3 separate regions of the Homo sapiens genome follow, and all the other regions are linked to region 2. A link is an interaction called in ENCODE POLR2A ChIA-PET data of the cell type or tissue named here. Cell type or tissue: OCI-LY7. All regions are shown on one strand. Each heading gives the region's core, and the rest is flanking DNA. Links, peaks and the distances in the headings are about the cores only. Region 1 has its middle 17 kb from the start of TUBG2. Region 2 overlaps G6PC1 (glucose-6-phosphatase catalytic subunit 1). Region 3 has its middle 4.8 kb from the start of STAT5B.

The links. Peaks named below come from ENCODE experiments on the same cell type or tissue, not always from the same donor. Only the 100,000 strongest peaks of a DNase experiment are listed, where the experiment ranks them.
Region 1: POLR2A ChIA-PET joins it to region 2 with 7 read pairs; 2 of 35 experiments call an interaction of 5 or more read pairs at or near these places.
Region 3: POLR2A ChIA-PET joins it to region 2 with 5 read pairs; 2 of 35 experiments call an interaction of 5 or more read pairs at or near these places.

Annotation. Positions count from the first base shown.
Region 1 is chr17:42,638,241-42,646,332 of GRCh38, reverse strand. No RefSeq gene overlaps it. Among named protein-coding and RNA genes, the nearest start is that of TUBG2, 17 kb to the left of the region's middle. In OCI-LY7, for the core only: no CTCF peak of the experiment used is centred there; no DNase peak of the experiment used is centred there.
Region 2 is chr17:42,904,966-42,911,657 of GRCh38, reverse strand. G6PC1 (glucose-6-phosphatase catalytic subunit 1) reads right to left here. Exons shown (of 5, transcript NM_000151.4): 3 at 4,030-4,135; 4 at 2,240-2,355; 5 at 1-743. The coding sequence ends at 232. Among named protein-coding and RNA genes, the nearest start is that of G6PC1, 7.5 kb to the right of the region's middle. In OCI-LY7, for the core only: CTCF peaks have their summits at 2,900 and 3,295; DNase peaks (open chromatin) are centred at 2,347, 3,311, 3,967 and 4,663; H3K4me3 peaks cover 1,605 bases; H3K27ac peaks cover 2,933 bases.
Region 3 is chr17:42,277,190-42,285,281 of GRCh38, reverse strand. It overlaps a transcript of STAT5B not described here. Among named protein-coding and RNA genes, the nearest start is that of STAT5B, 4.8 kb to the right of the region's middle. In OCI-LY7, for the core only: no CTCF peak of the experiment used is centred there; no DNase peak of the experiment used is centred there.

The DNA of each region.
Region 1 (8,092 bases), core at 1,196-6,195, 270 kb after region 2:
ATTTGAGCTGATGAACTGAGTGAAGCAGATGGCTCTCCCAGTGTGGGTAGGCATCACCCAATTCATTAAAGGCCTGAATAGAACAAAAGGATCGAGCAAGGGTGAACTCCCTCTCTCTGCTTGCGCTGAGACACCCATTTCCTCCTACCCTCGGACTTGGGCTTCCAAACTCAGAGTGGGACCCACATCATTGGCCCTCAGCTGATTACCTGGCGTTTGGACTCAGACAGAATTACACACTGGCTTTCCAGGTTCTCCAGCTTGCAGAGAGCATATCATGGGTCTTCCTGGCCTCTATAACCACATGAGCCAATTCCTATAAATCTCCTCATATATAAATATCTATCTGTATATCTATATCTAGAACCTACTGGTTCTGTTTCTCTGGAAAACCCTAATACAAGTCATTCCAATGCTATATCCCAACATGAAAAAATGCAGCTAGAGAGTGTGTCTTTTCCCATATGTCTCTTTATTTTTAACCAATGAGGAGACCTTCCCCAGAAGCCCCCAGAAGTCTTTATCCTCACATCTCACTGGCCTGTATTGTATTATATGCCCCTTCCTAAATCAGTCCCTGGCAGGGAATTGTGATAACAGTGATTGGCTTGGATTAATCAGGACTCATTGCTGAACCACTTGGAGGAAGGGTGGAATGCAAAACGAAATCGAGGCTTTGTCCCAAATGAAGGGGTAGGCAATGAAACCATACTGACACACGCCAGTTTTCTTTCTGCTTTTTTTGCTGGCTCCTTCATTTTTCTTTGCCATTCACTGTCAGGTTGTAGTCTAGTCCTCTTCCAATCTAGGATGTTCCCAGACCACATATTCTCCGTGGAAGATCCTATTCATGCTGTTAAATACAATTTACAGGAGTCCATTGCTTTAGACTAGCCTCCTGTCCTAGGCCCTAGCGATCCAGACCAAACCAGAATGGAGTCACTCATGCTAGATGTTACGTAATCAAACTGAGCTCTGAAACATGCCTATTAAAAAAAAAAAGAAAAGAAAAGCCAGGCGTGGTGGCTCACACCTGTAATCCCAGCACTTTGGGAGGCTGAAGCGGGTGGATCACCTGAGATCAGAAGTTCGAGACCAGCCTAAACAACATGGAGAAACCCCCATCTCTACTAAAAATACAAAATTAGCCAGGCATGGTGGCGCATACCTGTAGTCCCAGTTACTCAGGAGGCTGAGGCAGGAGAATCACTTGAACCCGGGAGATGGAGGTGGTGTGAGGTAAACTGAGATTGCGCCATTGCACTCCAACCTGAGCAACAGGAGCAAAACTGTCTCAAAAAAAAAGAAAAGAAAATGTGCTTTATTTTTTATTTATTTATTTATTTTCAAGACGGAGTCTTGTTCTGTCACCCAGGCTGGAGTGCAGTGGCGCGATCTAGGCTCACTGCAAGTTCCACCTCCCGGGTTCACACCATTCTCCTGCCTCAGCCTCCCAAGTAGCTGGGACTACAGGCACCCGCCACCATGCCCAGTTAATTTTTTTGTATTTTTTAGTAGAGACAGGGTTTCACCATGTTAGCCAGGATGGTCTAAATCTCCTGACCTCGTGATCCACCCACCTCAGCCTCCCAAAGCGCTGGGATTACAGGCGTGAGCCACCACACCCGGCCAGAAAATGTGCTTTAAATTCAAGGGCCCAGGCACGGTGGCTCGTGCCTGTAATCCCAGCCTGCACTTTGGGAGGCCTAAGTGGATGGACTATTTGAGGTCAGGAGTTTGAGACCAGCCTGGCCAACATGGTGAAACCCCATCTCTACTAAAAATACAAAAATTAGCCAGGCATGGTGGTGCGCACCTGTAATCCCAGCTACTTGAAGGCTGATGGAGGAGAATTGCTTGAGGTTGGGAGGCAGAGGTGGCAGTGAGCTGAGTGAATGGCACTTGCACTCCAGCCTGGGCAACAGAGTGAGACTCTGTCTCAAAAAAATAAAATAAAATAAAAAAATTCAAGGGACCATTGGAACCTTTGGGAAGACTAGTGGCCCTGGGCCATGGAGTAAAAACTAGATTGCAAAAGGTTACTTATCCTTTTTGTATTTTTGAATTTTTAATTTAATTTTGCTAATCTCTGTATCATTCCAATTTTAGTATATGTGCTGCCAAAACAATCACTGCTTAACCTTATACACAGTTGGCACAAAGGGATGTTTGAGAAATCATAAAATTGAGATGTGTGGAAGATAAGGAAGTGGTCGGTGAGTATACACTTTTTTTTGGAGGGTTCAGGGTCTCGCTCTGTTGCCCAGGCTGAAGTACAGTGATATAATCACCATGCACTGGAACCTCAACCTCTCAGGCGCAAGCAATCCTCCCACCTCAGCCTACTGAGTAGCTGGAACTACAGGCACATGCTGCCATGCTCAGCTAGTGAAAAAAAGTTTTTTGATGCAGCTGTAGCAAAATATTGCTTATAATTATCAATATTTTAAAAATACAGAAATTGCTGGGTGTGATGGCTCACACCTGTAATCCCAGCATTTTGGGATGCCAAGGTGAGAGGATCAATTGAGCCCAGGAGTTTGAGACCAGCCTGGGCAACATGCAGACCCCCTCTCTCTACAAAAAAATAAATAAATAAATAAAAATTAGCCAGGCATGGTGGCACATGCCTATAGTTCCAGCACTTTGGGAGGCTAAGGCAGGAGGATTGCTTGAGCCCAGGAGTTTGAAGTTACAGTAAGCTATGATCGTGCCATTGCACTCTAGCCTGGGCAACAGAGTGAGACCTTGTCTCTAAAAAAAAAAATTAAATACAGAAGTTATTAGGCCCACTTCAAGATCTCGTTATTGAATGCATTAATAAAGGACACAAAATAAAAGAAAATGTATAACTATGTCAAAAATTATTCAGGCAACTTAAAAATATTGTAACAACATATTGTATATAATTGGTTCCTGTGGTAATTCTATGTGTATCATTTTATGTATTCAAAAAACACCGGGGCGGTGGCCCATGCCTATAATCCCAGCACTTTGGGAGGCTGAGGCAGGCGGATCACCTGAGGTCAGGAGTTTCGAGACCAGCCTGGCCAACATGGTATTTTTGTACTAAAAATACAAAAAAATTAGCTGGGCGTGGTGGTGGGCATCTGTAATCCCAGCTACTTGGGAGGCGGAGGCAGGAGGATTGCTTGAACCGGGAAGGCAGAGGTTGCGCCACTGCACTCCAGCCTGGGTGACAGAGCGAGACTCCGCCTCAAAAAACAAAAAAAAAAAACAAAAAAACCCCCACCAGACTGCCGAAGGAATCCACAGTTAAAAAAGGTTAGGAACCCTTGCTCCAAGAGAAAAGAGAGAAAGGGAGACTTGTAGTGTCTGGGGAACCTGGCTTTTTAGGAGAGAAGAGAGGCTAACATGTTAAAATACTGCAAGGGCAGAGAGGCGATTTTGAGAGCCAAGGTCCCTGAGGAGGCTGAACTACTGGGATGCAGGGCTCAGGTGGAGGGATTAAGTACAGGAAGGAAACCTTTCCCACAATAAAAGGGAGGAAAGAATAAGAGTGGATAAAAATAAATGTTTCAGTGGGGTGGGAGTGGGGGGCAGGAATTGAGGGGGGCTTCTGCCTGATGGCTTCTATTTTCACCTACAAGTAGGAGTGAAGTTATCTGTCGAGAGTTACAATGAGAAGGGAGGAGGATAAAGGTAGGAAACAGAAAGGACTGACAAGGACAGCCCAGAAGAGCTCCCAGCCCAGGAGTGGAGTGGCCAGAGACCACCGGGTTGTCATGGCAACCACCTGCTTGGGTGTGCACTGCCTCCATCAGTGCTCAGCTGCCAAGTGTGGGATAAGAGGGCAGAAAGTCAGCTGGAACCAGGGCTGGGGTTCTCCCAGGAGGATGAGGGGAGGATCAGGGGAATGGAAGAAGCATGGATCAGCATATCCAGGCTGCAGGAAGAAGAATGTGAAGCTAGAATGGGGCTGATAGCTGAGGAGGGTGAATAAACACAGGGAAGAAGAATGAGACCAAGGGAATGAGAAAGTGGAGATGCAGGAAGGGATGAACCACGGATGACCCACTGAAGTTTTTTTTTTTTTTTTAAAGACAGAACCTTGCTCTGTTGCCCAGGCTGGAGTGCAATGGCATGATCTCAGCTCACTGCAACCTCTGCCTCTTGGGTTCTAGCAATTCTCCTGCCTCAGCCTCCAGAGTAGCTGGGACTACAGGCATGCACCATCACGCCTGGCTAATTTTTGTATTTTTAGTAGAGACGGGGTTTCACCATGCTGGCCAGGCTGGTCTCGAACTCCTGACCTCAAGTGATCTGCCCGCGTTGGCCTCCCAAAGTGCTGGGGTTACAGCCACCATGCCCGGCCAGAGCTAGTGAAGTTTAAGGTTAAGGAATAGTTCATGGATGGCAAGTGCTGGGCTCTGGCCACTGTGTGGGCAAGTGAAATAGAGAAGAGGTAAAGGGTGTTGGTAAAGGGGAACTGCCAGTCCAGCCAGGACCATCCAGATGGACATATTAGGTTGATGCAAAAGTAATTGTGCTTTTTGCCATTAAAGGTAATGGCAGCCGGGTGCGGCAGCTCACGTCTGTATTCCCAGTACTTTGGGAGGCCAAGGTGGGCAGATCCCCTGAGGTCAGGGGTTTGAAACCAGCCTGGCCAACAAACATGATGAAACCCGTCTCTACTAAAAATACAAAAATTAGCGAGATGTGGCGGTGGGCACCTGTAATTCCAGCTACTCAGGAGGCTTAGGCAGGAGAATCACCTGAACCTGGGAGGCAGAGGTTGCACTGAGCCAAGATGGAGCCATAGCGCTCTAGCCTAGGTAGCAGAGTGAGACTCTGTCTCAAAAAATAAATAGATAAAAAATAAAAAAATAGGCCGGTCGCGGTGGCTCACGCCTGTAATCCCAGCATGATCTCAGGTGGATCATGAGGTCAGGCACTGGAGAACAGCCTGGCCTACATAGGGAAACCCCATCTCTACTAAAAATACAAAAAATTAGCCGGGCGTGGTAGCAGATGCCTGTAATCCCAGCTACTTGGGAGGCTGAGGCGGGAGAATTGCTTGAACCTAGGAGGCAGAGGTTGCAGTGAACTGAGATTGTGCCACTGCACTCTAGCCCGGGCAACAGTGCGAGACTCCGTCTCAAAAAATAAATAAATAAATAAAATAAAATAAAGGTAATGGCAAAAACTGCAACTACTTTTGCACCAACGTAATAAAAGTCACCTGGGATGAGAGTGAGACCCCCCCCCCCCCCTGCCCCGCCACCCAATGTGGAGAGGAAGGTCTTCTGGAAATATGGAGGAGTGATTTTGAAGTCATTAGATCATTGGAACAATAGTAGATAGAGGCCAGGTGCAGTGGCTCACTGCTGTAATCCCAGCACTTTGGGAGGCTGAGGCAGGAGGATCACTTGAGGTCAGGGGTTCGAGACCAGCCTAACCAACATAACGAAATCCTGCTTCTACTAAAAATACAAAAATCAGACGGATGTGATGGCATGCACCTGTAATCCCAGCTACTTGGGAGGCTGAGGCAGGAGAATCGCTTGAACCTGGGAGGTGGAGGTTGCAGTGAGCCAAGATTGTGCCATTGCACTTCAGCCTGGCAACAGAGAAAGTTAAAAAAAACAGAACAAAACAGAAAAACCTCTAACCTTTATAAAAGAGGCTACAGCCTGGGCAACACAATGAAACCGCCGTCTCTTAAAAAAACCTAAAAATTAGATGAGCATGGTGTTGTGTGCCTGTACTTCTAGCTACTCCAAAGGCTGAGGTGGGAGGATTGCTTGAGCCCAGGAGTTTGAGGCTGCAGTGAACTACGATCACACTATTGCACTCCAGCCTGGGTGACAGAAAAAAAAAAAAAGTATGGTGGTTTCCAGCCCAGGAAGGTGGTCCCCTCCCATACCCCACCCAACCAGAAGGTATTTGCAAACCCACAGAGGCCTTTGGTTTTATCACAATGCTGTGGGTGGGTGATACTGGCATTTGGTACCTAGAGATTAGAGAGGCTAAACACTCTGCGATGCACAGGAGAGCTCCACACGCTGATGAATTGTCCTACGCAAAATGCCAGTCATGCATCTCATACATTTTATGGATAAGCAGACTGAGGGTCACAGAGCTGAGGTACGTGCCTACTTTTGGGAGCTTCTGTAGCATTGAAATTATATTAAGATTTTTTTGTTTAAGAGATAGGGTCACTGCAGTGAGATGAGATCATCCCACCACACTGCAGCCTGGGCAACAGAGCAAGACCTTGTCTTGGGCATGGTGGCTAACACCTCTAATCCCAGCACTTTGGGAGGCCTAAGTGGGAGGATCGCTTGAGGCCAGGAGGCCGAGGCTGCAGTCTTTGCACCACTGCACACCAGCCTGGGTGACAAAACAAGACTCTGTTTCAAAGAGAGAGAGACAGAGAGAGAGGGTCTCGCTCTGTTGCCCAGGCTGGCCTCCAATTCTTGGACTCACACAATCTTCCTGCCTCAGTCTTCCAAGTAGCTGGGACTACAAATGCGTGCTACTATGCATGGCTTAAGATTTTGTGTCTACATCAGAGGTCCCTGTGGCAGACAGTGTCAAGCAGCAAGTCTCACCCTTTCACCCTAGTTGCCGCCCAGTGATTGGTCTGTGTTTGCCACAGTTCAGGCCAACGAGATGTAAGCAGAAGTCATGGAGCAGGGCTCCTGGGTAAACTTTCTCAAAAGGGCAAGTGAAGCTGGATGCTCCTTCCCCATTGGCTCTGCTCCTTCCTACCTACCTTCCTTCCTCCCTCCCTCCCTCCCTCCCTTCCTTCCTTCTTCCTCTCTCTCTCTCTCGTTCCCTCCCTCCCTCCTTCCTTTTTTTTTTTTCTTTTTTAACAGGGTCTCACTCCATCACCCAGGCTGGAGTGCAGTGGCATGATCTCGGCTCATTGCAGCCTCAACCTCCCGGGCTCAGGTGATCCTCCCACCTCAGCCTCCCAAGTAGCTGGGACTACAGGTGCATGCCTCCCAGCTAATTTTTGTGTTTTTTTCTGTAGAGACCAGGTTTCACCACATTGCCCAGGCTGGTCTCAAACTCCTGGGCTCAAGTAATTATCCTGCCTCCATCTCCCAAACTGCTGGGATTCCAGGTGTGAGCCACCATGCCCAGTCTCTGCTCCCTTCTTTCTGCTAGGAACTTGGTTCCACAGCCATCTTGTGCCTATGAACGCAAAAGCCACGTTAGTGATGGTGGAGCAGAAAGAAAGAAAGACCACGTGTTCTTGCTGACTTTCTAAGAAGCACCCCAGACCTGGACTGCCCACCTCTGGATTTAACAAATGAGAAAAACAAACTATTATTTGTTTAAGCTACTGTTAATTGGTTGTTCTGTTGAATGCATTTCTACCTGATAGAGTCATAGGGCCAGTTAGTAACCCGGGTTTTGACTCTCACAATCTAATATGCTTTCCTTGGCAGCAGTGGATCTCCAAGTGTGGTCCCCGGACAGGCAACATCAGTATCATGGAGAAACTTGTTAGAAATGCAGAATATCATATGCCACCCCAGACCTTCTAAGTCAGAAACCCTGGGGGTGGGCCCAACGATCTGGTTTAACAAGCCCTCCCAGTGATTCTCATGCACCGAAAGTGTGAGAACCACCGTTCTGTAGCCATGCTCTTCACTGTGTGGTTCTGGACAACCTGGGAGCTTGCTTAAAATATACCATTTCAGCCGGGTGCAGTGACTCACACCTGTAATCCCAGCACTTTGGGAGGCTGAGGTGAGCGGATCGCTTGAGCCCAGGAGTTTGAGACCAGCCTGGGCAATATGGGGAGACCCCCATCTCTACCAAAAAAAAAAAAAATCAGCCAGGTGTGTTGGTGCACGTCTGTAGTCCCAGCTACTCAGAGGCTGAGGTGGAAGGACCCCTTAAACCTAGGAGGCTGAGACTGCAGTAAGCCATGATGGCGTCACTGCATTCTAGCCTGGGGGACAGAGCCAGACCCTGTCTCAAAAAAAGGAAAAGCAAGGCCAGGTGCAGTGGCTCAAGCCTGTAATCCCAGCACTTTGGGAGGCCAAGTCTGATCGCTTGAGACCAGGAGTTCAAGACCAGCCTGGGCAACATGGAGAAACCCTACAAAAAATAT
Region 2 (6,692 bases), core at 1-5,000:
GTACGTGATATGGCACCTCCATCTGAAAGAGTCTGTGCTGAGGGCAGGCTGGAGTCACACATGGGAATAAGCCAGGCGACCCTCCAATCTGCCATCCGTGATTTAATTCCACGACGGCAGAATGGATGGCATGTCACTTGCTCCAAATACCAGTGCCCATTGCTTCAAATAGTAGTCCTCCTCAATCCCTGGCATGGTTGTTGACTTTAAACACCGAAGACTCCACATCTCTTACAACGACTTCTTGTGCGGCTGGCCCAGGACCTGGGCGAGGCAGTAGGGGATGACACTGACGGATGCCAGGGGCACTACCGCACTCTTGCAGAAGGACAAGACGTAGAAGACCAGCTCGACTTGGGATGGGGGTTTCAAGGAGTCAAAGACGTGCAGGAGGACGAGGGAGGCTACAATAGAGCTGAGGCGGAATGGGAGCCACTTGCTGAGTTTCCCCTTGCAGCTCTCCCTGTACATGCTGGAGTTGAGAGCCAGCCCCAGGCCAAAGAGCGTGCCCAGGTTCTTGAGGAGGCTGGCAAAGGGTGTGGTGTCAATGTGGACCCATTCTGGCTGCTCGCACCACCTCTGGGCTTTCTCCAGAGTCCACAGGAGGTCTACACCCAGTCCCTTGAGCAGCAGATAAAATCCGATGGCGAAGCTGAACAGGAAGAAGGTAATGAGAAAATATTTCTTGAGGCTGGCATTATAGATGCTGTGGATGTGGCTGAAAGTTTCTGCAACAGCAATGCCTGAGTGGAAGAAAGCATGACTGTGAGAGATAGGAAGGATTTGGGACCTTTGCTAGAGGTGGGTTTGGAGGAGTGGGTGACATGCCATCCGTTCTGCGACTGTGGAATTAAATCACAGATGGCAGATGGGAGGGTCGCCTGGCTTATTCCCATGTGTGACTCCAGCCTGCCCTCAATATAGACTCTTTCAGATGGAGGTGCCATATCACGTACAATCTCCCACCGTATGCAAATTTCCTACCAGGAGGTCCTCCTATCTCTACTTGAAATACCCTCAGAGGTAGGGAGCTCACCCCCACTATAACAGTCCATTTTATCTTTGAACGGAATTGATTGCTGAATAGTTCTTCCTTGTCTGTGTGAAACTGGTCCCCCTCTAATACTGTCTATTTTTCTCAGTTCTTTCTGCAGGAGTTAGTAAGTGATGAATCTAGTCCCTCTGTCACACATTTGAACACAGTTATTCTCTCTAACCTAAACATTCCCAGGTTTTTCATGTGATATGGCTTCCAGGTTCTTCCTCAAACATGGAACCCAGTACTAAATGCTGTGTTACTTTTGTGATTACCATGAAACCATTATCTCCCTTGTTCTCAACATTCTTCTTTGAATGCTGCTATGTTCCGTTCTTACAAATCTCCAGGGGAGAAATTCCACAGTTTTGTTAAGGTCTTATATTCCAGTGCCTCCCACAAAATCTTTCTTATGCTTAACTTAAATCTTGTCTTACCCTTGTTAATTGGATCTAAGAAAACACATATTCAGGCAGGGTGCGGTGGCTCACCCTTGTAATCCCAGCGCTTTGGGAGGCCGAGGCGGGCGGATCACGAGGTCAGGAGATCAAGACCACGGTGAAACCCCGTCTCTGCTAAAAATACAAAAAATTAGCCGGGCATGGTGGCGGGCGCCTGTAGTCCCAGCTACTCGGAGAGGCTGAGGCAGGAGAATGGCGTGAACCCAGGAGGTGGAGCTTGCAGTGAGCCGAGATCGCACCACTGCACTCTAGCCTGGGTCACAGAGCGAGACTCCATCTCAAAAAAAAAAAACAAAAAAAAACATATTCAAAACTCTGAACCTATAAAAGAGATCAACTGCAGTTATCTATTAGGTTTGCAAATGAATGTATTTAAATGAACAGCTTTCCTAGGACATCGTGTTAATTTGTTAAATTTGGCAGATTCCCTGAAAAGTAAATTAGGGCCTGTTGAAGACCAGTAAGAAATAAAGATTGTAAAAAGCTCTGAGATTTCAAGCTAATTCAATTTGGTGCGTTAATTTGATGTATGGTAACTTCTACACAATTCATTCTATAGATCTGGGCACTCTTATAGAAATTAATCATTTCAAGTTGCTCATTCTTGACTTTCAACCCACAGAAATGCTAACAGTACTGATTACACACAGGATGTGGCTGGAATGCTGGGATTTTGTCCTGATTAGGGAGAGAAACGGAATGGGGTTTGGGGGAGAAGGAAGGGAGTCAGATCAGCCCATACCTGACAGGACTCCAGCAACAACTTGATGAGGAAAATGAGCAGCAAGGTAGATTCGTGACAGACAGACATTCAGCTGCACAGCCCAGAATCCCAACCACAAAATGACATTCAAGCACCTGCAACAGAAGAGGCAACCATAACAGAACACAGGTGCAGATCCTTCAGCAAAGAAAACAGCCCCTGCAGAAATGTTGGAGCCTGGCAAACTTAGGTGCTCTCAGTGGAATTTTTGTAAATTAAAGCCAGTACTCAAAAGTCCAAAGATGCCTGTTGGGGGCTGGGTGCAGCGGCTCAGACCTGTAATCCCAATACTTTGGGAGGCCGAGGTGAGAGGATCACTTGAGGCCAGGAGTTCAAGACTAGTCTGGGCAACATAGCAAGACCCCTGTCTCTTTAAAAAAGATCAAAATTGACCAGGCACGGTGGCTTATGCTTGTAATCCCAGCACTTTGGGAGGCCGAGGTGGGTGGATCACTTGAGGTCAGGAGTTTGAGACCAGCCTGATCAACAGGTGAAACCCCATCTCTACTAAAAAAAAAATTACAAAATTAGCCAGGTGGGGTGGCTCACGCCTGTAATCCCAGCTATTTGAGAGGCTGAGGCAGGAGAATTGCTTGAACTCAGGAGGTGGAGGTTACAGTGAGCCGAGACTGCGCCACTGCACTCTAGCCTGGGCAACAAGAGCAAAACTCCGTCTCAAAAAAAAAAAAAAAAGGCCAGGCGCGGTGGCTCATGCCTGCAATCCCAGCACTTTGGGAGGCTGAGGCGGATGGATCACTAGGTCAGGAGTTCAAGACCAGCCTGGCCAATATGGTGAAACCCCATCTCTACTAAAAATAAAAAAATTAGCCAGGTGTGGTGGCACGTGCCTGTAGTCCCAGCTACTCGGTAGGCTGAGGCAGAAGAATAGCTTGAACCCAGGAAGCGGAGGTTGCAGTGAGGCGAGATGGCGCCACTGCACTCCAGCCTGGGCAACAGAGCGAGATTCCGTCTCAAAAAAAAAAAAAAAATGCCTGTGGCAAGTGGTTAACCCTTGTGTATATGAATTTTAACTTCCCTATTTTATCTGTTTGATAATTAAGGATTTGCATGGCTGGCGCGGTGGCTCATGCCTGTAATCCCAATATTTTAGGAGGCTGAGGCAAGCCAATTGCTTGAGATCAAGACCAGCCTGAGCCTGGGCAACATAGCAGAACTCTGTCTCTACAAAAAGATACGAGAAATTAGCTGGGTGTGGTGTGTGGCCTGTGGTCCCAGCTACTCAGATGGCTGAGGTGGGAGGATCGCTTGAGCCTGGGAGGCAGAGGTTGCAGCGAGACATGATCGTGCCACTGCACTTCAGCCTGGATGACAGAGCGAGACTGCATCTCAAAAATAAAAATAAAAAGGATTTGCACTGTGGCTGCACACCCGGAATTCTCTGTAGTAGGAATATCTTCTGTTTCTCTGGTTATTTTAACCTGGATGGGTGACTCTGTGGTTGGTACAGACATGGGTTTTTATTTAAGCCCTGCTGCTACTTCACTACCTTATTTTTATAAGTCCCTTCATGGTGTTGGGCTTTGTTTCCTTATCTGTAAAACAACGGATTGCACTACTGGATCCCTTTCAGCCCAAACATTCCCTGACTCTGAGGTTTATCCCTATCCAAAGTGCCACAACTCTTAATCAGCGGCTGCCCAGGTGTGGGAGCGGGCTAGGGGGATGTGAGGAAGAATACGTGGTGTGTCAGCTACAGAGAGAGCTGCCTCCTGCCCTCCACCACCTACACCCCAGTGGTGAGTTCTTACCGAAATCTGTAGGTCGGCTTTATCTTTCCCTGAAAGATGGAAAGAGTAGATGTGACCATCACGTAGTATACACCTGCTGTGCCCATGGCATGGCCAGAGGGGCTCCCTAAAGGGCAGGAAAGAGAATGGAGTAAAGGTGAAAAGGTCCTCATCTGGGAGACAGTGCATCATCTACCCAGCCACCCAGCCATCCCCCTATCCACCCATCTACCCATTCATCCATCCATTCACCCCCCATCCATCCGTTCACCCCCCATCCATCCACCCATCTTACCATCCATTCGTTATCCATAATTCATTTATTTAACAAATTTCCATCTCCTATGCACCAAGCATTGTGCAAGGCTCTGGGAATACAATGATGAGCAAAGCCAGAGAGGGGCCCTGCTCTTGCAGTTTAATACAGTCTGGAGATTACACAAAGAATCAGCATACTGGGCGTACAATTACAAACTGATCTGCCCTCCACATCTTCTGTTCCTTCTCTCCTTGCACACTCTGTTCTGGCTACACTGGCCTCATTGCTTTCCTTTAAACACACCAAACACGTTCCCACCTCAGGGCTTTTGCATTGCAATCTTCTCTGGCCAGACAGCCCTTCACAGCTCTTCTGCCAGAAACTTACTTCCTCACATCCTTGAAGACTTGACTCAGATCTCATATTCTCAGTGAGTCCTACTCTGACCACGCTATTTAACCCTGCTTGCAACCGGTTCCGTTTTTTTATTTGTTTGTTTTTTGTTTTTTTAGAGACAGTGTCTTGCTTTGTCTCCTAGGCTGCAATGCAGTGCCATGATCATAGCTCACTGCAGCCTCGACCTCCTGGACTCAAGCAATCCTCCCACCTCAGCCCCCTGAGTAGCTGGGACCACAGGTGCACACCACCACACACAGCAAATTTTTTAAATGTGTTTTGTTTGTTTGTTTGATTGTTTTTGCCCAGGCTGGTTTTGAACTCTTGGGCTCAAGCAATCCTCCTACCCTTGGCCTCCCAAAGTGTTGGGATTATAGGTGTGAGCCACCATGGCCCGTCTGGTTCCCATCCCATTCTTAATTCCTCTACCCTGAGAGATAGAGGGTCCTGAGATGTGCCGCCCAGACCTCCCTCCTGAACTGCAGGACTTATTTCGTAGCTGTTGAGAGTGTGATGGTAGATGGCTTTCTGCTCTCAGCCTTCTCCTGGCATTGCCCTGGGCTAAAGAGAGTCGCCTTGATCAAGGTTACGCTCTCCCCAGGGTCTGATTCCCTTGTCCCAACTTGGACCAACTCTGAGGAGCCATCCCCAGCTTCAGAGCTCGCTGTGGGGTTGGATGAGGCAGAATCACAACCGGACCTCTCCTTCTGCCCTGTTCCTGTTCCTTCCCTTCTACAAGTATAGTTCCCCAGAGTATCTAAACTCCTGCACGTGAATCTCCATTTCAGCCTGCTTTCCAGGGAACCCCATAGATAAATAAAGGCTTTCTTCCCTCCCTCCCTTCCTCCTTCCCTTTCTTTCTCCCTTCCTTCCTCCCTCCCTTCTTCTTCCTTCTAACACTAACAATTATATACCTTGGGTAATTCATTTAAACTTTTTTTTTTTTTTCCTGACAGAATCTTTCTCTGTCACCAAGGCTGGAGTGCAGTGGTGTGATTTCAGCTCACTGCAACCTCTGCCTCCCGGGTTGAAGTGATTCTCCTGCCGCAGCCTCCTGGGTAGCTGGGATTACAGGCGCCCGCCACCATGCCTGGCTAAGTTTTTGTATTTTTTTATTAGTGACGAGGTTTCACCATGTTGGCCAGGCTGGTCTCAAACTCCTGACCTCAGGTGATCCACCTGCGTTGGCCTCCCAAAGTGCTAGGATTACAGGCGTGAGCCACCGCGCCCGGCCTACTTTCTGAGCCTTAGCTACTCTACCTAAGGAGCAGAGATAATAATTTGCTTCTATTAAGACAGAGGACTAAATAAAATAACCTCTTAAAGCCACTTTAAACTTTCCAGTCTGTGCCTCCATTAATTTCAGGGAGAAATTCATCCTTGATAACAAGCTGTTATGATGAAAGCAAACATATTTCTACAAAAGATGTTTGGTCCTTCTTTCCTTCTCCTTTCCTTTTCTTCTTCTTCTTCTTTTTTTTTTTTTTTGCCTATAAACAATCATTTTCTAGTATTATATGTGTGTGTGTGTGTGTGTGTGTGTGTGTGTGTATATATATATATATTTTTTTTTTTTTTTCAGATGGTGTCTCATTTTGTCGCCCAGGCTGGAGTGCAATGGCGCAATCTTGGCTCACCACCTCCCAGGTTCAAGCGATTCTCCTGCCTTAGCCTCCTGAGTAGCTCAGATTACAGGCATGCACCAGGACACCCAGCTAATTTTTGTATTTTTAGTAGAGACAGGGTTTTGCCATGTTGGCCAGGCTGGTCTTGAACTCCTCACCTCAGGTGATCCACCCGCCTCAGCCTCCCAAAGTGCTGGGATTACAGGGTGAGCCACCGTGCCTGGCCTATCCTACATATTAATAGTTTACTTTTTTTTTGAGACAGAGTCTCGTTCTGTCATTCAGGCTGGAGTGCAGTGGTCCGATCTCGGTTCACTGCAACCTCTGCCTCCCAGGTTCAAGCGATTCTCCTGCCTCAGCCTCCCAGGTAGCTGAGACTACAGGCGTGTGCCATCACGCCTGAC
Region 3 (8,092 bases), core at 2,044-7,043, 630 kb after region 2:
CGTGTCTACTAAAAATACAAAACAATTAGCTGGGCGTGGTGTCACGCACCTGTAATCCCAGCTACTCGGGAGGCTGAGGCACAAGAATCTCTTGAACACAGGAGGCGGAGGTTGCAGTGAGCCGAGATCATACCACTGCACTCCAGCCTGGGCAACAGAGTCAGACTCTGTCTCAAAAAAAAAGAAAAGAAAAAAAAAAAAGCAATATATTCTCCAAAAGAAGACCTCCTATATTTTATTAGGAATAATAATAGTCTGCAGCCTAGGCTTCAGTTGGCACACTATATTCGTATCCTGAACTACATCAAGGCACATTTGTGTACAGACATGGTTGTGCTCTTCAACTCAACGGATCCTTTCAATAACCTTGAAGGCAGTCAGGGCCAGAATCACACCCTTTGATTAGTCCATGAAAGAAACCTGCCCAAAGCTGTCTGGCCAGTAAGTGCACAGATGGCACCAGGATCCAAGTTGCCGGGCCTTGTGGGCAGGGTCTCAGTATAACCTTTCTAAGCTTCCCCAAGCCCAGCACACACCGGCGGAGTGAAGAGGCCTCCCTGGGCTGGGCTAGCCCACCATTTTTCTGCGGTGCGGAGCATGGCATCTCCATTCTCGCCCAGCCTACACCCCTGCTCTATTGAATGGGACAGTGTGCTCTGTGCACACTTACATGAAGGTGGGTTTGAGTTTATGGATTAAGAGAATTATCCCAAAGGGCCGGGCATGGTGGCTCACGCCTGTAGTCCCAGCACTTTGGGAGGCTGAGGCGGGTGCATCACCTGAGGTCAGGAGTTCGAGATCAGCCTGGCCAATATGGTGAAACCCCGTCTCTACTAAAAATCCAAAAATTAGCTGGGCGTGGTGGTGCACACCTGTAGTCCCAGCTACTCAGTACGCTGAGGCAGGATAATCACTTGAACCAGGGAGGTGGAGGTTGCAGTTAGCTGAGATCACGCCGTTGCACTCCAGCCTGGGCAACAAAAGCGAAACTCCGTCACAAAAAGAAAAAAAAAAAAAGAGGGAGAGAGAAAGAATTATCCCAGGTCCCCTTTCTGCCTTGCCCTTGACGATCAGGTCTGCCCATGCCCCTACCCTGGGGAGAACAGATTGAGGTCACCTTGACTTGACCTTCCTTGGGGGGTGGAGGGAGGTGGTACAGAGATGCCTTTGTTTCCTGTGCTCCAAGTCCCTTCTTCAAGGAGAGTTCCTGTTACATGGGAGCCAGAGGGGAGGTGGGGTAGGGGTGAAGGGCCTTCCCAAGAAAGCTGGAGGCTTTCTAGGAAGTATCTTTTCACCCTGCGGCAAAGGGGAGAAGCCCTGGAGCACTTAAACATCCTGTTTCACCCCCACCTTGCCTCTGCTTGGACAGCCTACCTGCACTCCAGCCCCCACCGGAGAAGGCTTCTAGAAGTGGGGCCATGGGCCCATGCTCAGAGTATACCCCACCTCTGAGGCCAGGCCCTGGTACCTCCCTATAGAAATGCCACCCCCATTCTTGTCCAAGAAGACAGATCAGGACCTAGGGAGGGTGTGTGTTTATATGCACAGGGTGAGGACTTCTGTGCAAATCTGGGGGAAGGGAAGGAGCTGCCGGAGCTTGGGTGAAGCCCGTTCCTGCCGCTGTCCCCTATCCACCACTCTTCAGGGAAGTCACTTTACAGTGAAGTCACCAAGAGAACACAAGGCCATCCTGCCTGAGGCATAGTGACTGTCCTCTGTTTCTGGGAATAGCATGAGGGGAAGGGTGTGGGGCTGGACAGGGTGGGTAGGAGAGGAGTCCTGCTTCCTCTGCCCAGCTGCCCAGCCTGCCTGCCCTGGGGGAGAGGCTTGTAGGCCGGTTTCTTTCTGGACGAAGAGAAGAGGATGCAGAGTCTGTGCCAGGTTCACATTTCCCAGCCAGTCAGGTGGGCAGGAGGAGCCCACCCTTTGCAGCCCCCTCATTGCAGGGCCAGGCCCAGGAGCCTGGAGAGAGGAGAGAGGGCACACAGAGCCAGGCAGCTGAGTGGAATTGGCACTGTCCTGGGCAGCCCTGGGTCAAGCCTGGCTTCTCATCCTCATCCATGATGACTATCAGGCCGCTCTTCCCGCTGAGCTAGTTTCTCCTCCTTCCAGCCCAACAAGAAATCTTTTGTGCCTTGGCCAGCCCAGTACCCAACCTCAAGCCCTCTGGGGGTTGTGTGCGAGGGGGCTGAGCATCTTCCACGACACCTCCCAGTACTCTGCCACTTTCCTTTGTTATGACTGGAGGGGGTTCCTTTCTGTAGAATCTGTTTCTCATTGTTTCTTCGTTTCTTAAGTCTCAGATCTACCCACATCTTCCTTGCTCCAAGCCTCAAAAAAGTGCTTCGGCCAGGCTTTTCCCCTTACGCTGGCCTCTCAACTCCAAGCACTAGCCCCTTTCATTCCATCTACCTGGAATGTCATTCCTCCCTTGGCCACCTGGTGAAATTGGCCTCATCTTTCCTAGGGTTAGTGTGGCCTAGAGGAAAACACAAAGGCTTTGGAGTCATAAGGTCCTGGTGCAGACCCTGGCTCTGCTGTAGGATCTTGAGTGAGTGAGTCTGCCTCTTGGATCTAAGCATCCTCACTTGTAAAGAAATAGCAAGACCCACTGCTGGGATTTCTGTTAAGACCCAGTCACAGGCCCGGTGCGGTGGCTCAAGCCTGTAATCCTAGCACTTTGGGAGGCTGAGGCAGGTGGATCACCTGAGGTCAGGAGTTTGAGGCCAGCCTGACCAAGCCAGCACAGACTCAGCATGGTGAAACCTTGTCTCTATTAAAAATAAAAAAATTAGCCAGGTGTGGTGGCAGATGCCTGTAATCCCAGCTATTTGGGAGGCTGAGGCAGGAGAATCACTTGAACCTGGGAGGCAGAGGTGGCAGTGAGATGAGATCACACCACTGCACTCCAGCCTGGGTGACAGAGCGAGACTCTGTCTAAAAAAAAAAGACTCAGTCACAGTGGCTGGTGCATTGTAGGTGCTCAGAGGCCTTGGCCAGTAGAGCTGGGTGTTTTTTCCTCTGCCCTTCAATCCCATCTGTATTACAGGCCCCTTCTTATGGCCCTAACACATTGCCTAAAGGGCTATGTCCCACTGCTTGTCCACAATAGAGTCTTCATAAATATCTGTTGGATTAATGAAGGCCCCTAAACCAGCACAGAACTTCCGGAGCTTTGACGGTTCAGGGCAGCCCCCTGTTCACTGACCACCCCCACCATGGTTCCCAGAAGACTCTCCCCCTGCTGCCCTGGCCTCTGCCTGCTCTGGTCCCACTGAGCTGCTTTTCTACACACAGTGGCAGCAGCAGCCTCATCTTTGCCTGGTGCTGGGCTGAATTTTGAGTTCTTAACCTGCCTGGCAAGCCAGCAAGATACTGGCTGCAGTGGCACTCTGCTCCCTCCTCTGCGTCCGCCCCACCCTCCCTGGATAATGCTGCATCCCCCAGGACTCTGGGTGGAGAGAGCCCAGTGACCCTGTCCCAAGAGGCGGGGTCGGGGGATCCTTGGCCTTTCCAGAGAGCCCACCCTTTAGCCTTTAGCTCTGGCTGGAAGGGAGCCCAGATTGGTGAGGCACACAGGAGCAAGACTGAGAGCAGGTGTGTGAGACTCTCCAGGTGGCGAGTCCTCCATGCACCTGCACATCCATCGCTCCCGTCCTCTCCCCTCCCCTCCATGTGACAAAGCACCAGCTCTCTCCTGGCCAGCACACTGGCTGGGATTAGGCTGAGGGAAAGAAAGAGAGAAAATGCTTTTTTATCAAGTGCCAGGCACAGTGCTTAGTTGCCTTCACAAATGCTCTCCTTTTTCCTTTAAAAAAACTGTCTATTTTACTAATGTTTTAATAGGGAGCATCTGCACATGATATATGTATTTTGTAACAAAAGATTCAAAAGGGTATGTGGTGAAAAGTTAGTCTCTGCCCTTTCCTGTCCCCCAGGGCCCTTCTGGAGGGGCAACAACAGTTGCTGGGGTCTTTTGTGCATTTAAATGCACGGAAGGATTCTGTGGATTTGAAACATATATTACACTCTACCCCCTAACTATGATTTACACGTGATGGGAAACTGAGATCCTCAGAGACATTAAGTACCTAGACCAAAGTCACACAGCTAGTTTTTTTTTGTTTTTGTTTTTGTTTTTTTTTTTTGAGACGGAATCTCGCTCTGTCGCCCAGGCTGGAGTGCAGTGGCGCGATCTCTGCTCACTGCAACCTCAGCCTCCCGGGTTCACGCCATTCTCCTGGCTCAGCCTCCGGAGTAGCTGGGACTACAGGCGCCCGCCACCACGCCCGGCTAATTTTTGGTATTTTTAGTAGAGTCAGGGTTTCACCGTGTTAGCCAGGATGGTCTCGATCGCCTGACCTCCTGACCCACCCGCCTCGGCCTCCCAAAGTGCTGGGATTACAGGTGTGAGCCACCGCGCCCGGCCAACAGCTAGTAAGTTAGCAGAGCTGGGATTTAGAACCATATCTAACTTTTCACCACCAATGCTCTGGCAGAAGTAAGCAGGGGCACTGACAGAGCCCTCCGAAACTGCAGAGCCCATTCCAAACCGAGGCCACGCCATTCTGAGGCCTTGGAGATCTGGCATCCCCGCCTTCTTTTCTGTTGAGCATCCTATACCTTCTCCACATGGCTCCAGGGTCCTGTACTGACCTATCCCCCTATGGAAGGATTCATCCCCACAGGGAAAAAGGGACATTCCCACAGTGCCCTTTCTTAGCAAATGTGTGGCCGGTGGTTGCCCAGGGTCAGCCTGACTCCTGGGATGCAGGAGGGAAGCCATAATAACGAAGGCCTCTGGTTTCTGGCCAGAGGGGATCATGGTTGTGGCTTCAGTGACGTTCCCAGAAAATGGCCTCATGATCTCTGGGGCAGGAGTGAGGGAGGATGTGAAGCAGGGAAGCTGCCCCCTCTGAAAGCCATGTGTTCATCTATGAGAGAGAGAGGGGAGGAGGCTGTAGGATGGGAGCAGGGGCATGCATGGACAAGGGCTGTGGACTAGACCCCCAGGCTCTTCCCCCAAGCCTCTCTCCTGGGTCAGGCTGGTGCACTAAGGGATGAGACCCTCCAGTGGACATTGCTGCATCTCCAGGTACCTTCTTGGGTCATTCCTGATGGGTTGGACTGTGGGGTCTTTCAGGATCCTAGCTTCCTGTTCAGTTTCTTTCTTTCTGTCATGTCTTAAGTCTGGTGTCCCCTCAATTTAAGGGAATATGTCCCCGAGGCCTAGAAGAAGAGGGTCCCACCCCATCAGAACTGTCAAGCAGAGAAGCAGGTGTCAGGCCTTCCCATCCCAGGATGACAACATTCTGTTTTGCTGAGGTAGTGACCCAGAACATTCTGTCCTCAGCATCTGTGCACACACCCAGCCAGGTCTAGCTTGGTGCCTGGTGACCATCAGTCAGAGATGTGCCTAGAGCTGCAAGAATCAAGAGGCATTCCCACCCACCCTTCAGGACATTTTTTTTTTTTTTTCTGAGATGGAGTTTTGCTCTTGCTGCCCAGGCTGGAGTGCAATGGTGTGATTTTGGCTCACCGCAACCTCCGCCTCCCAGTTTCAAGTGATTCTCCTGCCTCAGCCTCCCAAGTAGCTGGGATTACAGGCATGTAATCCTGTAATGGCACCACCATGCCCAGCTAATTTTGTATTTTTAGTAAAGACGAGGTTTCTCCACGTTGGTTAGGCTGGTCTCGAACTCCCGATCTCGGGTGATCCACCCGCCTCGGCCTCCTAAAGTGCTGGGATTACAGGCGTGAGCCACTGCGCCCGGCCCCCTTCAGGACATTTAAACTAGCGCCCTGTGGCTGCCACAAACCAGCTGGCTTGAGTCCTAGACCGCCGGTCTTGGGAAGAGGAGTATTCATCTTAGCTGCTACTAAACACCACAGTAGTAGTTAACCGCTATACAGTGCTTTACAGTGAAGCACTTTACATGTAGTAAACACTTATTTCCCGCAACCCGATGAGGTAGGTACTGTCTCTATCACCACATTACAAACGAGAAGATAGAGGAAAACACACTCAAGATTACCCAGCTCAAGGAATTGACAGAGTCTGGTTTGAGAACCTGTACTTTTTTTTTTTTTTCTTTTTTTGAGACAGGTCTCACTCTGTCGCCCAGGCTGGAGAGCAGTGGCACAATCATGGCTCACTACAGCTTCAGGCTGGGCACAGTGGCTCACAAATGTAATTCCAGCACTTTGGGAGGCTGAGGAGGGAGGGTTGCTTGAGCCATAAGTTCTTGAACAGCCCAGGCAATATAATGAGACCCTGTCTTTACAAATATTTTTTTTTTTTTGAGATGGAGTCTCACTCTGTCGCCCCAGGCTGGAGTGCAGTTTCGTGATCTCGGCTCACTGCAACCTCTGCCTCTCGGGTTCAAGCAATTCTCCTGCCTCAGCCTCCCCAGTAGCTGGGACTACAGGCGCGCACCACCACGTCCAGCTAATTTTTGTATTTTTAGTAGAGACAGGGTTTCAACATATTGGCCAGGCTGGTCTGGAACACCTGACCTCGTGATCCACCGACCTTGGCTTCCCAAAGTGCTGGGACTACAGGCGTGAGCCACCGTGCCCGGCCTACAAATAATTTTAAAAAATTAATCTGGGAGTAGTGGTGCACGTCTGTGGTCCCAGTTACTCATAAGGCTGAGGCAGGAGGATTGCTTGAGCCCAGGAGGTTGCCTTGAGCTGTGATTGTGCCACCACACCATGAGACCTTTTTCTGTGAGACTGTCTCCAAAAAATAAAAATAAAAAAAAATCATCACACCCTTGACCTCCCAGGCTCAAGTGATCCTCCCACCTTAGCCTCCTCAGTAGCTGGGACCACAGGTGTGTGTCGCCACACCGGGCTAGACCCTGTCCTCTTAATGACTGCATAGTCCTTGTAACCTCCATTTGCATTCCTAGAGCATAGCATTTGTTCCAAAAATATTTATTGAGTGTCTGTTCTGGGCTTGAACACGAGTAGGAGGATTTAAAAGTGAATAGCATATTGCGTCTGCCCTTGGGGACAGAGACAGAAACATGAAAACATGAAATTGTCCTTCAACACAAGAAGTGCTGTAATAGAGGCATGAATAACGCGGTGGGAAACAAGGAGGGAGGTCATGCTGCCTGAAGCAAATGTCACCGAAGGGCAGACATCAAGAAGGCAGGACATTCCAGGCAGAGGGAATAGCATGTGTGCAGGGATGAAAGCTCACAAGAAAGAGAAACATGAGTCAGGTGCGGTGGCTGATGCCTGTAATCCCAGCACTTTGGGAGGCTGAGGCGGGCAGATTACGAGGTCAGGAGTTCGAGACCAGCCTGGCCAACATGGTGAAACCCCGTCTCTACTACAAAAATACAAAAATTAGCCGGATGTGGTGGTGTGCGCCTGTAATCCCAGCTACTCAGGAGGCTGAGGAAGGAGAATCACTTGAACCCAGGAGGTGGAGGTTGCCGTGAGCTGAGACCGCACCATTTCACTCCAGCCTGGGCAACAGAGAGAGACTCCGTCTCAAAAAAAAAAAAAAAGAAAAGAAAAAGAAAAGATAAAAGAGAAATATGGAGAACATGGAGCACCTGAGTGTCAAAACATCATGGGCAGTAACTGTCAGGGAGATTGCCAGAGAGCTCGGGGTTGGTTGGCGCATCCATCCTGCTTCCTGCTTCCTTCTCTGGCCTCCAAGCTCCCTGAACCTACTCTGTGCAAAGCACTGTGCCAGGTGTTGGCCCAGAGTATGGGACTGCAGCAGTGGCCTGGGTAGCGGAGAAGGGTTTTTTGACCAGCTGGAGACCTTTGTGGCTGGTGTCATTCTGGAGGTGAAGAGAAGGCCGCTGGAAAGAGCTGCCCAGGGAGGACTATGGGAGAACTTGCAGCTCTGGGCCATCTCTGGACATGAACGTTTTGCATACACACAGGGGAGCTCTGTGTGTCTGAGTGGGGGCGGGAGGGGTCCTTCTCTCTCTTTTGGCCCCTGCAGCTTGGCTTCTGGAGCTTTCCTATGTCTTGCTTTAGTGCTAGCCCTTGGAGGGTTGCCAGGGAAACCGCTGGCCAGCTCCGGGAGATAGACGTAGCAGAGGAAAGGAGAGTGGGTGACTCA